Linked DNA regions of Homo sapiens: region 1 is linked to region 2. A link is a contact called in ENCODE Hi-C data. All regions are on one chromosome and are shown on one strand. Each heading gives the region's core, a stretch centred on a gene start or an enhancer-like site at or near the end of the contact. The rest is flanking DNA. Distances are from core to core; before and after follow the strand shown. Region 1 overlaps PRPSAP2 (phosphoribosyl pyrophosphate synthetase associated protein 2). Region 2 holds the start of LINC02090 (long intergenic non-protein coding RNA 2090).

Region 1 (5,915 bases), core at 2,204-4,703, 1.9 Mb after region 2:
ACTGGCTACATGTGGCTCCTGCACACTGGGAACGGGGTGGGGAGCAGTGGGAGTGTGAAGGACACACCCCTAATCTGAAAACTTTAATGTAAGTATCTCATTAGTGAAGTTTTATTGACTCTGTGTTAAAATGGTAATATTTTGATATGTTGAATCAAATCAAACATGTTATTAAAATTAATTTTACCTTTTTTTGTGCTTTTGTAATGTGGCTACTAGAAAATCTGAAATTGCATATGTGGCTTTCATTTCTGTTGTGCGTTATTGCTCTAGGGGTTGGTAACAATGGGAATGAAAGTGACAGAGCACATTGAGAAATGTTAAAAAGACGATGGGAGGGAGGCCAGGTACTTTGGCGCACTCCTTTAATCCCAGCACTGTGGAAGGCTAAGGTGGAAGGTTTGCTTGAGCCCAGGAGTTTGAGACCAGCCTGGGCAACATAGCACAACCCCGTTTCTACAAAAAGTTTAAAAATTAGCCAGGCGGCTGGGCGCAGTGGCTCACACCTGTAATCCCAGCACTTTGGGAGGCCGAGGTGGGTGGATCATGAGGTCAGGAGTTCAAGATCAAACTGACCAAGATGGCGAAACGCTGTCTCTACTAAAAAATATAAAAATTAGCCAGGTGTGGTGGTTCGTGCCTGTAATCGCAGCTACTCAGGAGGCTGAGGCAGGAGAATCACTTGAACCCAGGAGGCAGAGGTTGCAGTGAGCTGAGATTGTGCCACTGCACTCCAGCCTGGGCAACACAGTGAGACTACCTCTCAAAAAAAAAAAAATTAGCCAGGCATGGTGGTGTGCCTGTAATCCCAGCTACTTGAGAGTGAGGTGAAAGGATCACTTGAACCCAGGAAGTCGAGGCTGCAGTGAGCCATGATGGTGCCACTGCACTCCAGCCTGTGTGACAGAGTGAGACCCTGTCTCTAAAAAAGATAGCAGGAGGGAATGAACATTTTTAGTGTATTAGTCTCCAGTACAGCCCTTTTAATTGAGTGATGATTTTCCACTTTATAGATAAACAGGATCAGAAAGAGAAAGCGACTTCCCTGCAGTCACATAGTGACAAGCTGGACATGTCTGACTAAAACCTGTGCTTTTTCCACTGTGTTCTTGGGTCTCTTGGACTTAGTAATGGGGATTTAAGGAGGAGGAAGGCAGTGAGATAGAGCCAGGGTTCAGGATTTGGGGCTGGGAGGGTGTTAATAAAGCGTTTGGCTCAGGACCTCAAAGCCTTTTGCTTGTGTGTGCATTTCTCACAGCCTCACGTGCCCAGGCTGTTGGTGCTGGGGGGTAGGCCTGGGGCTGCCGCTCCCTTTCAGAATCCTTGCCTGGCCTCAGAGGGGCTTGTGTCTAGGAACCTCAGCAGAACCCTGCAAGGGCTGGCTGGGACCATTGGTGAGATGAGCCATGCCCGGGAGCATGGAAGAATATATGTTCCTCTTCAGTCCTGTAAGCACATGGGCTGTGATGAGGAACGCGTTGGCAGTCTTTAGATGAACGCTGCTTCTTTGGAACTTGCTGGGTGTTAGCTTTTGGTGTGGCCTTTGGGAGTGGACTCTGGACTGCAGACACTGAACTACAGGTTTCCCATCTGGAAATGAGTTCATAGGACTGGATGATCTCTATGTTCTTTCTAATATTTCTTTACTCGTGGGATCTTTATGTTTCATTCATAATTTTAATTATAATGTTTCTATGTTTATGTTTTGACTCAAGTAGTGATCACTACAGGCCGTCTTTGGGAATGCAGTAGAATTTTAGTTTCATAGATCCTAAATATTTGATTGTTTTTATACATTTGATGATTGGACACCCTACATAGAATACTTTTTTAAGGTACTAGCAAATAATATATGAAGGGAAAAGAAAGCATTCTTCCTGTAGCATCTCGAATATAAAGATTTTGTTATTTAGTATTAGATTTTAAAAATTATTTTGTATCCTCTGATTTCTTATAGATGAAAATATGCCTACTAAAAAACAATGAAAATACTTTTTCAGAATATAAGCACTATATATAATATTTGAAAATATTATCCATAAAAGTTAGAAGAAAATAATAATTAGTGCTTGATGCCACTATTCAAAGACACACCACTTTAATTTGGTGAGCCTCTTTTTGGTTTTTCACCCTTATTTTCATAAAGCTGCGATGCATGCTTCATACATAATTGTGCATGTTGCTGCCTCCTTCTCCCAGCTGCCCGACGTGTCATCTCAGGTCACCAGAAACTTTGACAGGAAACAGCAATTTCTTTTTTTTTTCTTTGAGACTGGGTCTCACTTTGTCACCCAGGCTGGAGTGCAGTGACAATCACGGCTCACTGCAACCTTGACCTCCCAGGCTCAAGCGATTTGTCCACCTCAGCCTCTTGTAAACAGCATTTTTATGGCTAATAACCCATCGTATGAATGTGGCTTAGACTGCCCAACCACAGCCTAATTTGGGGTTTTTATGTTTTCTTCTGTTCTTTGCCCTTATAATGTGGCAGGAAATATATGTGGATAAAACACTTTTCCCATACTTTGGCTTATTTCATTTCAAGCTTCTAAAAGTGAGATTAATGAGTCAGAAGGTATGAATATAAGGCTTTTTGTCAAATTGATTTCCTAGAGGGTGATTCATTATACTTTTTCACCGGCATTGAGGTCAAGTGTCCTGGGAGTAGGACTGTTGAAAATGTAAAAAGTCACTTCAGTTCTGGAATTTATCTTGCTTTGCTTTGTTTTGTTACACTTTTTTGCCCTCTCCTGATGCTCACCTGGGGTCACACATTGCCTCTGGTTGTCATATGTCTTTCATCTCTTTCAATCTAGAGCAGTGGTTCTCAATTAGGGAGTGGATATTGTCTCCTAGAGGTCATTTGGAAATGTCTGGAGATAGTTTTGATTGTCAGAATCAAGGGGGTGGCTACTGGCATCTAGTGAGTAGAGGCCAAACATGCTGCTAAACTTCTCACAGTACGTAGGGTGGTCCCTTGCAGCATAAACGTGTCTGGCCCAAGATCTCAGCAGTTGAAAAGTCCCAATCTAGAACAGTATTTTAACTTTTTCTTTTTGTGACATTGCCTTAAAAGAAAATTGAAGTCAAAGTCACATAACATAGAATTAACCATTTTAAAGTATAAAATTTACTGGCTTTCAGTATATTCACAGTTTTGTGCAGTTACCATTTCTTTCTAGTTTCAAAACTTCTCATTACCCCGGAAGAACACCCTGCACCCATTAAGTAGTTTCACCATGCCCCCATCCCCCAGCCCCTGGCAACCACTTACCTCTTTTCTGTTTCTGTGGATGTTTGCCTAATCTGGACACTTCATATAAACGGAATCATATAATATGTGGGCTTTTGTATCTGGCTTCTTTCTTTGAGCATGTTTTTGAGGTTCATCCATGTGATAGCACTTGTCAGTACTTCATTGCTTTTGGTGGCTGGATAATATTTCATTGTCAGCATTTGAAAGGAATTTGGGTTGTTTCCACTTTTGGCTATGCTGCTCTGTATATTCATGTATGAGTTTTCTGTGTGGATAGATGATTCATTTCTCATGGTCTATACCTGGTATCGGAATTGCTGCGTCACTTGGTGTATGTTTAACTTTTTGAGGAACTGCCAGACTCTTTTTTCACAGCAGCTGCACCATTTTATATTCCTACCAGTAATGTACAAAGATTTCAGTTTCTCCACATCCTCATCAACACTTATTTTCTACTTTTTATTGTAGCCAGCCCAGTGGGCATAAAGTGGCATCTCATTGTGATTTTGATAAACATTTCCCTAATGGCTAATGACTTCATTTGTATATCTTCTTTGGAGAAATATCTGTTGAAATCCTTTGCCCATTTTTGAACTAGGTTTGTCTTTTTTTGTTGAATTATAAAAGTTCTTTATATATTTTGGCATATGGCGCATATATATATATATAATTTTTTTTTTTTTTTTTTTTTTTGCGACAGGGCCTCACTCTCTCACCCAGGCTGGAGTGCAGTGGTGCAATCGTGGCTCACTGGAGCCTTGACCTCCCGGGCCCAAGTGATCCTCTCACCTCAGCCCCCTAAGTAGCTGTGACTACTGTCATGCACCACCACGCCCTGCTAATTTTTGTATTTTTTTATAGAGACAGGGTTTCGCCATGTTGCTCAGGCTGGTCTCAAACTCCTGAACTCAGGCAGGCAATCTGTCCACCTCGGCCTCCCAAAGTACTGGGATTACAGGCATGAGCCACCATGCCCAGCCTACTTTATATATTTTGGATACTAGACTCTTACCAGATACATGATATGCAAATATTTTCTGCCATTCTGTAGGGGTTTTTTTTACTTTTTTATTTTTATCTATTTATTTATTTTTATTTATTTATTTTTTGAGACAGAGTCTCGCTCTGTCACCCAGGCTAGAGTGCAGTGGCATGATCTCGGCTCACTGCAAGCTCCACATCTCAGGTTCACGCCATTCTCCTGCCTCAGCCTCCCAAGTAGCTGGGACTACAGGCGCCCACTAGCACACTTGGCTAATTTTTTTTTTTTTTTTTTTTTTTGTATTTTTAGTAGAGACAGGGTTTCACCATGTTAGCCAGGAAGGTCCCGATCTCCTGACCTCGTGATCCGCCCGCCTCAGCCTCCCAAAGGGCTGGGATTACAGGCGTGAGCCACCACGCCTGGCGTGGAATTGCTTTCTCAATTCCCTCTTTTGATTGTTCAGTGCTGCTGTGTAGCAGCTGATTTTGTGTGTTGATTTTGTACTTGGCAACTTGGCTGAATTCATATATTATTAGCTTTGGTAGGTGGATTTGTGGATTCTTGGGTATTTTCAATATGTAGGAACATGTCATCTGCTAATAGAGATAGTTTTACTTTTCCTTTCTGATCTGGATGCCTTTCATTTCGTTTTCTTGTCTAATTACCCTTGCTAGAGTATCCAGTATGATGGTGAATGGCAGTGGTGCAGTGGGCATCCTTGTCTTGTTGCTGATCTTAGGGGAAAGCTTTTGGCCTTCGGCCATAAAGTATCAAGTTAGCTGTGGGTTTTTGTAGTTGCCCTTAATCAGATTGAGGAAATTCCCTTGTATTCCTAGTTGGTTGAATGTTTTTATCTTGAGATATTAACTTCTTTAAAGTTTTGTTTTACTTTTTAATATAAAAATTTTGGTGTGTGTGTTTTATTCCAACCAGTGCTGATTCCTAAAGAAAAGCCCCCAATCACGGTTGTGGGTGATGTTGGAGGAAGGATTGCCATCATCGTGGTATGTAGACCTCTTTTATTATTAATTCTAGTATTTGCCATTGTTATTCTGTTGATTGATTGATTGATTGATTTTATTACAGAGACTCACTGTCGCCCAGGCTGGAGTGCAGTGGCACAATCTCGGCTCACTGCAACTTCTGCCTCCCAGGTTCAAACGATTCTCCTGCCTCAGCCTCCCAAGTAGCTGGAATTACAGGTGCCTGCTACCACGCCTGGCTAATTTTTGTATTTTTAGTAGAGATGGGGTTTCACCATGTTGGCCAGGCTGGTCTCAAGCTCCTGAACTTAAGTGATCCACCTGCCTCGGCCTCCCAAAGTGTTGGGATTACAGGCGTGAGCCACTGCACCTGGCCAATTTATTTGTTAATTCTGGGCATATAAAGGCCTAAGGATAGTAGTATGGCCAGATAATTCTTATTAAATTTGTGCCTTGTGCTAAATGTTTGCTTTGGCCCAGAAATTGGAAAATGCTATTGTTTATTTTAAAATTGCTCACTACTGGCTGGGCGCGTTGGCTCATGCCTGTAATCCCAGCACTTTGGGACGCCAAGGCAGGCCAATCGCTTGGGCTCAGGAGTTCAAGACCAGCTTGGACAACATGGTGAAACCCTGTCTCTACAAAAAATACAAAAATTAGCTGAACTTGGTGGCACATACCTGCAGTCCCAGCT
Region 2 (6,021 bases), core at 3,403-5,902:
CTCAGTGAAAACTCTCTAATGCCTTCTCATTGCCTTTATTTTTTTCTCCGTCTAGTTGTAAGATTTTCCCTTTGTCTTTCATTTCCTGTAATGTTACATTGTACCTAGGGGTGATTTTCTTTCTATGTATGCTGCTAAGTGTTCACAGTCCTTCTCAAACCCATGGCTCGATGTCTTTCGTTTACTTGCAAATATTCCACACATAATCACAGCTATTTCAAAGTCTGTGTCTAGTAACCCCGCTATCTGGATCCCCTTGGACCTGTTTTGGTTGTTTGTTTGTGTTTTTCCCCCTGAATTGTGGTCAGGTCTTGTATTATTGTAAGGATAGACATTAAATAGGAAAAATGGTAGAGATAATTTATGTCATCTTCCTGTTTACTTTTGCTTCTTCTCAGGGATTATACCTGGATCTCTGACCTTTGGGCTTCCTACTTCCCTGGTGCCATGTTTCTGCCCTCTGCCTCTCCTGATATGATTATTAATTTTATATGTCAACTCAGCTAGGCCACAGTACTGGTATTTGGTTAAATACCAGTTTAGATATCCCAGTGAAGGTATTTTTTAGACGAGTTTAACATTTAAATCAGTCAACTTTAAGAAGAGCAGATTGGGGTGGGTGCGGTGGCTCGTGCCTGTAATCCCAGCAATTTGGGAGGCCTAGATGGGTGAATCACCTGAGGTCGGGAGTTCGAGACCAGCCTGACCAACATGGAGAAACCCATCTCTACTAAAATCACAAAATAAGCCGGGCGTGGTGGCACATGCCTGTAATCCCAGCTACTCAGGAGGCTGAGGCAGGAGAATTGCTTGAACCTGGGAGGCGGAGGTTGTGGTGAGCCGAGATCACATCATTGCACTCCAGCCTGGGCAACAAGAGCGAAACTCCATCTCAAAAAAAAAAAAAAAGAAAAGAAAAGAAAAGCAGATTGCCCCGAAATGTGGGTGGATCTCATCCAGCCATTAAAAGGTTTTACAAGAAAAGGCCTATGGTTCCCCCGGGGAAGAGGGAATTTTGTCTCCAGAACACTTTCAGGCTTGAGCTGCGATATCAGCTCTTTCCTGGGTGGCCAGCCTGATGGTCTGTCCTGCAGATTTCAGATCCACAAGCCCCACAGTCACCTGAGCCAATTCCTCTCTCTCTCTCTCTATCACACACACATGCACACACACACACAACTGGTTCTGTTTCTCAGGAGAACCCTAATACACTTGGCCTGTGTTCAGTGACAGCACCCAAATCCCTATCTGCAGTCTGGGCCTCCTGGGCTTCAGAACTGAGGATCCATTGGCCTCCTCTGTGTCTCCTCTAGGATTCCTAGCGGGCATCTCAGTCTTAGCACAGCTTCACCAAAGTAAGCGTCTACTTCAGCTCCACGACCTGCTGTGTCTCAGCCATCCTGGTCTCAGAGGCTGGCATCCATTCTTCTGGTGGCCCAGGCCCTGCTGTGGTCTGAATGTGTCCCCCAAAATTCATGTGTTGGAAACCTAAACCCCAATGCAACAGTGTTAGGAGGTGTGGTCTTTGGGGAGGTGTCAGGTCAGGAGGGCTCCACCCTCAGGAATGGATTAATGCTGCTATAAAGAGGCTTGTGGGAATGGGCTCTCCATTCTCCTGCTCTTCCACCATGTGAGGGCTCAGTTCATCCCTTTTTGTCTTTCCACCTTCTGTCATGTGAGGATCCAGCAAGATGGTCCACACCAAATGTTGGCACCTTGATCTTGGACTTCCAGCCTTTAGAACAGTAAGAAATAGATTCCTATTCTATGTAAATTACCCAATCTCGGGAATTCTGTTACAGCAGCACAAAATGGACCAAGGCAAATATTGGTACCCAGAATGTGGCTGCTGTAACAAACGCCTAAAAACGTGAAAGCAGCTTTGGAACTGAGTAATGGGCAGAGGCTGGGACAGGATGGAAGTGCATGCCAGGAAGAGCCTGTATTGCCATGAACAGCCCATTGAGGGTGATCCTAGTGAGGGCTCAGAAGAGGACAGCTGTAGGGAAAGCTGGAATCTCCTTAGAGATTACTTGAGTGTTCATGAAGAGAATGCTGGTAGAAATATGGACAGTACAGGCCATTCTGATGAGGTCTCAGATGGAAATGAGGAACAGGGTATTAAAAACAGGAGGGAAAGTGATACTTGTTCCAGAGTGGAAAAGAACTGGGCTGAATTATGTCCATGTGCTAGGACTTCATGGAAGGCAGAACTTAAGAGTGATGAACTATGACTAGGCACAGTGGCTCATGCCTGTAATCCTAGCACTTTGGGAGGCCATGACAGGAGGATCATTTGAGGCTAGGAGTTCAAGGCCAACCTGGGCAACATAAGAAGACCCTGTCTCTACAAAATTTTTAAAAAATTAGCAGGCATGGTGGCATATGTCTGTAGACCCAGCTACTCAGGAGGCTGAGGCAGGAGGATCACTTGAACACAAGGGTTCAAGGCTATAGTGAGCTATGATCGTGCCACTGCACTCCAGCCTGGGTGACAGAGTGAGACCCTGTATCAAAAAAACAAAAAAAAAATTGAAAAATTAATGAACTAGATATGTGGCAGAAAAAACCTCTAAGCAGCAAAGTGTGCAGGATGCTGTACATCCTCTCTTAGCTGCTCATAGTAAAATGCGAGAGGACAAATGATTTAAAGACGGAATGTATAACCACAAGCGAAGCAGAACACAAAGATTTGGAAAATTCTCAGCCTGGCCGCATAAAGAATAAAAAGGTGTGTTAAGGAGAAAATACCAAGGGTATGGCCAAGAGCCCATGTGATAAGGAGATGAGTATGGCTAGAAAGAAGCCAGGTGCTGTTCATCAAGACAGTGGGAGAAAGACTCTGAAGGGATTTGAGAGATCTGGATGACTCATCTCATCATAAGCCCAGGGCCCTTGGAGCTTGAGGGCAGAATGATTTGGGGGGATGGGCCAGGGGCTGGCTGCCTTGGGTCTCTACTCCTTGTGTTTTGGCACGATGCTCCTTGGCCACCCCAGCTGTGGCTCAAATGGGCCCAGGTGTGGCTTGGGCTGCTGCTCCAAAGGGTGCAAGCTGTGAGCCTTGGCAGCATGCATGTGTTGCTAATTCTGCAGGCACACAGAGTGCAAGAGCTTTGGGGGTATGGCTGCCTCCCCTTGAATTCAAAGAATGCCACAGAGGGATAGCCCCCATTAGGGCAATGCCCACCAGAATTGTGAGGTTGGGTCTAAAACTAAGACAGGCCCTAAGTACCCGGAGTCATCCTTGACTTCTCTTTCTCTCCCTGTCTCCTTCCCTTCCACCAATCCATTAGCAAACACTGTTGGCTTTACGTTCAAAATATGACCAAAATCATCTGAGCACTTACCACCTTCAGGCCTGCTTCAAGCCACCCCCTACCAGCCCCTTCTCAGAGGCCCCCCCACCCCCAGGTGCCATGTACTCTGTTAGCACCTGAGCCACAGCTGAGCCCTCCACTGCCCAGGAACCTCTGCCACTCCCCAGCTGCTCTGACTAAACACTGGATCTTTATAATGGCCCTGGGCCTTGAACCTGGGCCTTCTCTCCCTGAGCCCTCTGCCACTCTCCCCTGCTCACACCAGGCCAATGCTGACAACTTCCCCTCTGTGCTGTTCCGCTGCCTGGAATGCTCTCTGCCCAGATGTGTGCTTGGGTGACTGCTTGCCTCCCAGGAAGCTTGCCCAAATCTTGCCTCCTCAGTTAGGACAGCCCCGGCCATTCATCTCAAAGGCAAGGGGCACAGAGTATGGGCTCAGTACACGTATGGGGGAGGAGGGAGGGAGGGAGGTGGAGAGGGAGGAGGAGGAAGGGAGGAATGCACAGGCCATTTCATTCCAGCGAGAACAGGTCACAAGGCACACCCAAAAGCAACCCGGGTGGTACAAAACTAAAGATGACCGAAGGCCACCATGAACAGGCGGGAGAGGGCAGCTCTGTTCATCACCCCTGGGGCAGATGTGGAGACTCCAGATGTGTCACATCTGGACAGCCCCTTCTCTGCCCCTTCCTACCCCCTGCCCCGCCCATCCACCAGGGGTTCAAGACAATACAGGAGACAGTTGTCCTCCTCCCAGGACCCTGAGAATGGCTGGGGCTGGGGAAGATGCTCAGTGGCCTTTGAAACTCAGCTTAATTTTGCGCCAAACGGGTGACCCTGCCACCCCCATGAAAAGGCAGAGCACTAGAATGAGAGTCCAGACTATGGACTCTAGTCCTCTTGATGTCCCAAGCTCAGCATGTGACCTCAGACTAGGCACTTAGCCTCTGTGGGCCTCAGTTTCCCCTTCTGTCCAAATCAGGGGGGTTGGAATGTGGTCACCCAACTAAAAGCCCACTCTATACACTGAGCGTCTACAAATACAAGGAACACAGAGTTGATTTGTTAGGAAACCCATCACGTCCATCCTGACCTAGATGGGTTTCACTCTGACGTTGTGCAGTCAAATGCTCTACCCCTGAGCTACACCCCCTACTCTGACGTTGTGACCGCTGCACCTGGGCTGATTGTACCCCAGACCAGGGGCAATGTCACCTGGCACCACCCTTTCCCACTACTCTTCCCTCTCGAGAGAGACTGGGGTTTCACACAGAGCAGTCGAGCCCCATAAATAGCAGCTGGCCACTCACAGGCCAACCCTCCCAGGCCCCAAAAAGGAAGTGAGAGACAGGCAGACACTTCTGTTCTTCCTGCAGAAAGTGCTGCTTCTGCAGTGACTCGTCAGATGCTCCCCAGAGCCCAGCACAGACCCGGCTCCACCCACTTCTGTGGGTTGGCCAGATGAGTGAGAAACACAGGCACAGCCAACGAGAGGGAGCTGAGGCCGGACCCAGGAGTCTTTTTCCTATGGTAGGGGATATCTCTGTGTGAGGAAGCCCCATGGGGAGTCCTTGGGTGAGTTGCCAGGAGGAGGTGACTCAGGATAAATTCCCTTAGGAGGTGCCTTCACTTCTAGATCCAAAGAGTCATCCCCTACCTCCTTAGGGTAAAACTAGATTTTGAGTATCACGGTGTTTGTGGATAACCTGGCCCCAGTGAGTCCCCTTGCAAGGGCCTTTGGAGATGCTTCTGCACATGGACACTAGGAGCCATGAGCAGAGACAGTCCCTGCAGCAGCATCTGAAACCATGAACCCCAGGAAGACAACGTGGCACTGTTTTTGTCAGCCCTGCCTACGCTTTGCTAAAGTCTGTCCATTCAGCTCTTTTTCATGTTGACCGCACCACTGTTTCCTGCCCAGGTCCTGCCTGATATAGTAACCGGGAAAGGGATGAATGTGATGCAATGTGCTCTTGTAATGGAGCATCACAGAACAGGTCAAAGACACAAGCCACACAGCAACGAGCGCGGACAGGCAGGGCAGAGCACAGCTGCACGTAAGTACATTTTAAACACGGACCCCAACATAGCACTAGACATTGTTCATAATGCCTCCCTACATATGTAAAACACAAAAGTGGATTGGAGACACACAGAGGGGAGACTGCAGGCACCTCAGCCTCTCATCCCTCTTCTCATCAGGCCATTTCTGCTCTGCACCAGCGGTTCTCAACCAAAGTGCTTCTGCCTTCACTGTCAGGAGACATGTGGCCATGCTGGGGACATCTGGGGTGTCTCAATGATGGGGGTGGGAGGGATTGCTACTGGCATCTGGGGGTAGAGGCCAGGGATGTTCCCAACCATCCTAGGATGCAAGGGACAGCCCCACCACAAAGCAGGTGTGGCCCCAGCTCGTTCACAGCTGTCTACTTCCTCCTGGCGTAGCTGTGCAACTTGTACAACCACAAGCAACACGTATTTGTTTTACAAGGAACTCACTGGAGACAGCACCCAGTCTGAGAACTTTGTACTATGGAAGGGTTTTGTTTTTGAAAACCGAAATTACAGAATAAATTACAGAGAGAGAGAGAGCAAGAGCGAGAGCGAGAGAGTAAGAGAGAGAGAGAAACTTCACCATATGGGTTCAAATGAGCAACCTGGGTATTCTTGGCTCCTGGTGGAAAGGGAGGTGCTAATCTCAGGT

What was found. A loop is a pair of places that touch in the nucleus more often than their neighbours do. Pooled maps may share reads with other maps.
Region 1: a loop to region 2 is called in a map with no recorded cell type, with 11 times the contacts of the local background. The contact joins the enhancer-like site here to the promoter of LINC02090 in region 2. A Hi-C loop is called at or near these places in 8 of 37 single-sample maps with no recorded cell type and 5 of 50 pooled maps.

What each region holds. Positions count from the first base shown.
Region 1 is chr17:18,918,743-18,924,657 of GRCh38, forward strand. PRPSAP2 (phosphoribosyl pyrophosphate synthetase associated protein 2) reads left to right here. Exons shown (of 12, transcript NM_002767.4): 10 at 5,172-5,242. Among named protein-coding and RNA genes, the nearest start is that of SLC5A10, 30 kb to the right of the region's middle. RefSeq lists an enhancer at 3,454-3,533. Within about 2 kb of position 3,454, at least 7 of the 41 ENCODE cell types and tissues checked have a DNase peak (open chromatin) inside an H3K27ac peak, as active enhancers do.
Region 2 is chr17:16,983,677-16,989,697 of GRCh38, forward strand. LINC02090 (long intergenic non-protein coding RNA 2090) reads left to right here and starts at 4,653. Exons shown (of 3, transcript NR_146886.1): 1 at 4,653-4,847; 2 at 5,239-5,374. RefSeq lists enhancers at 3,313-4,143, 4,776-4,995.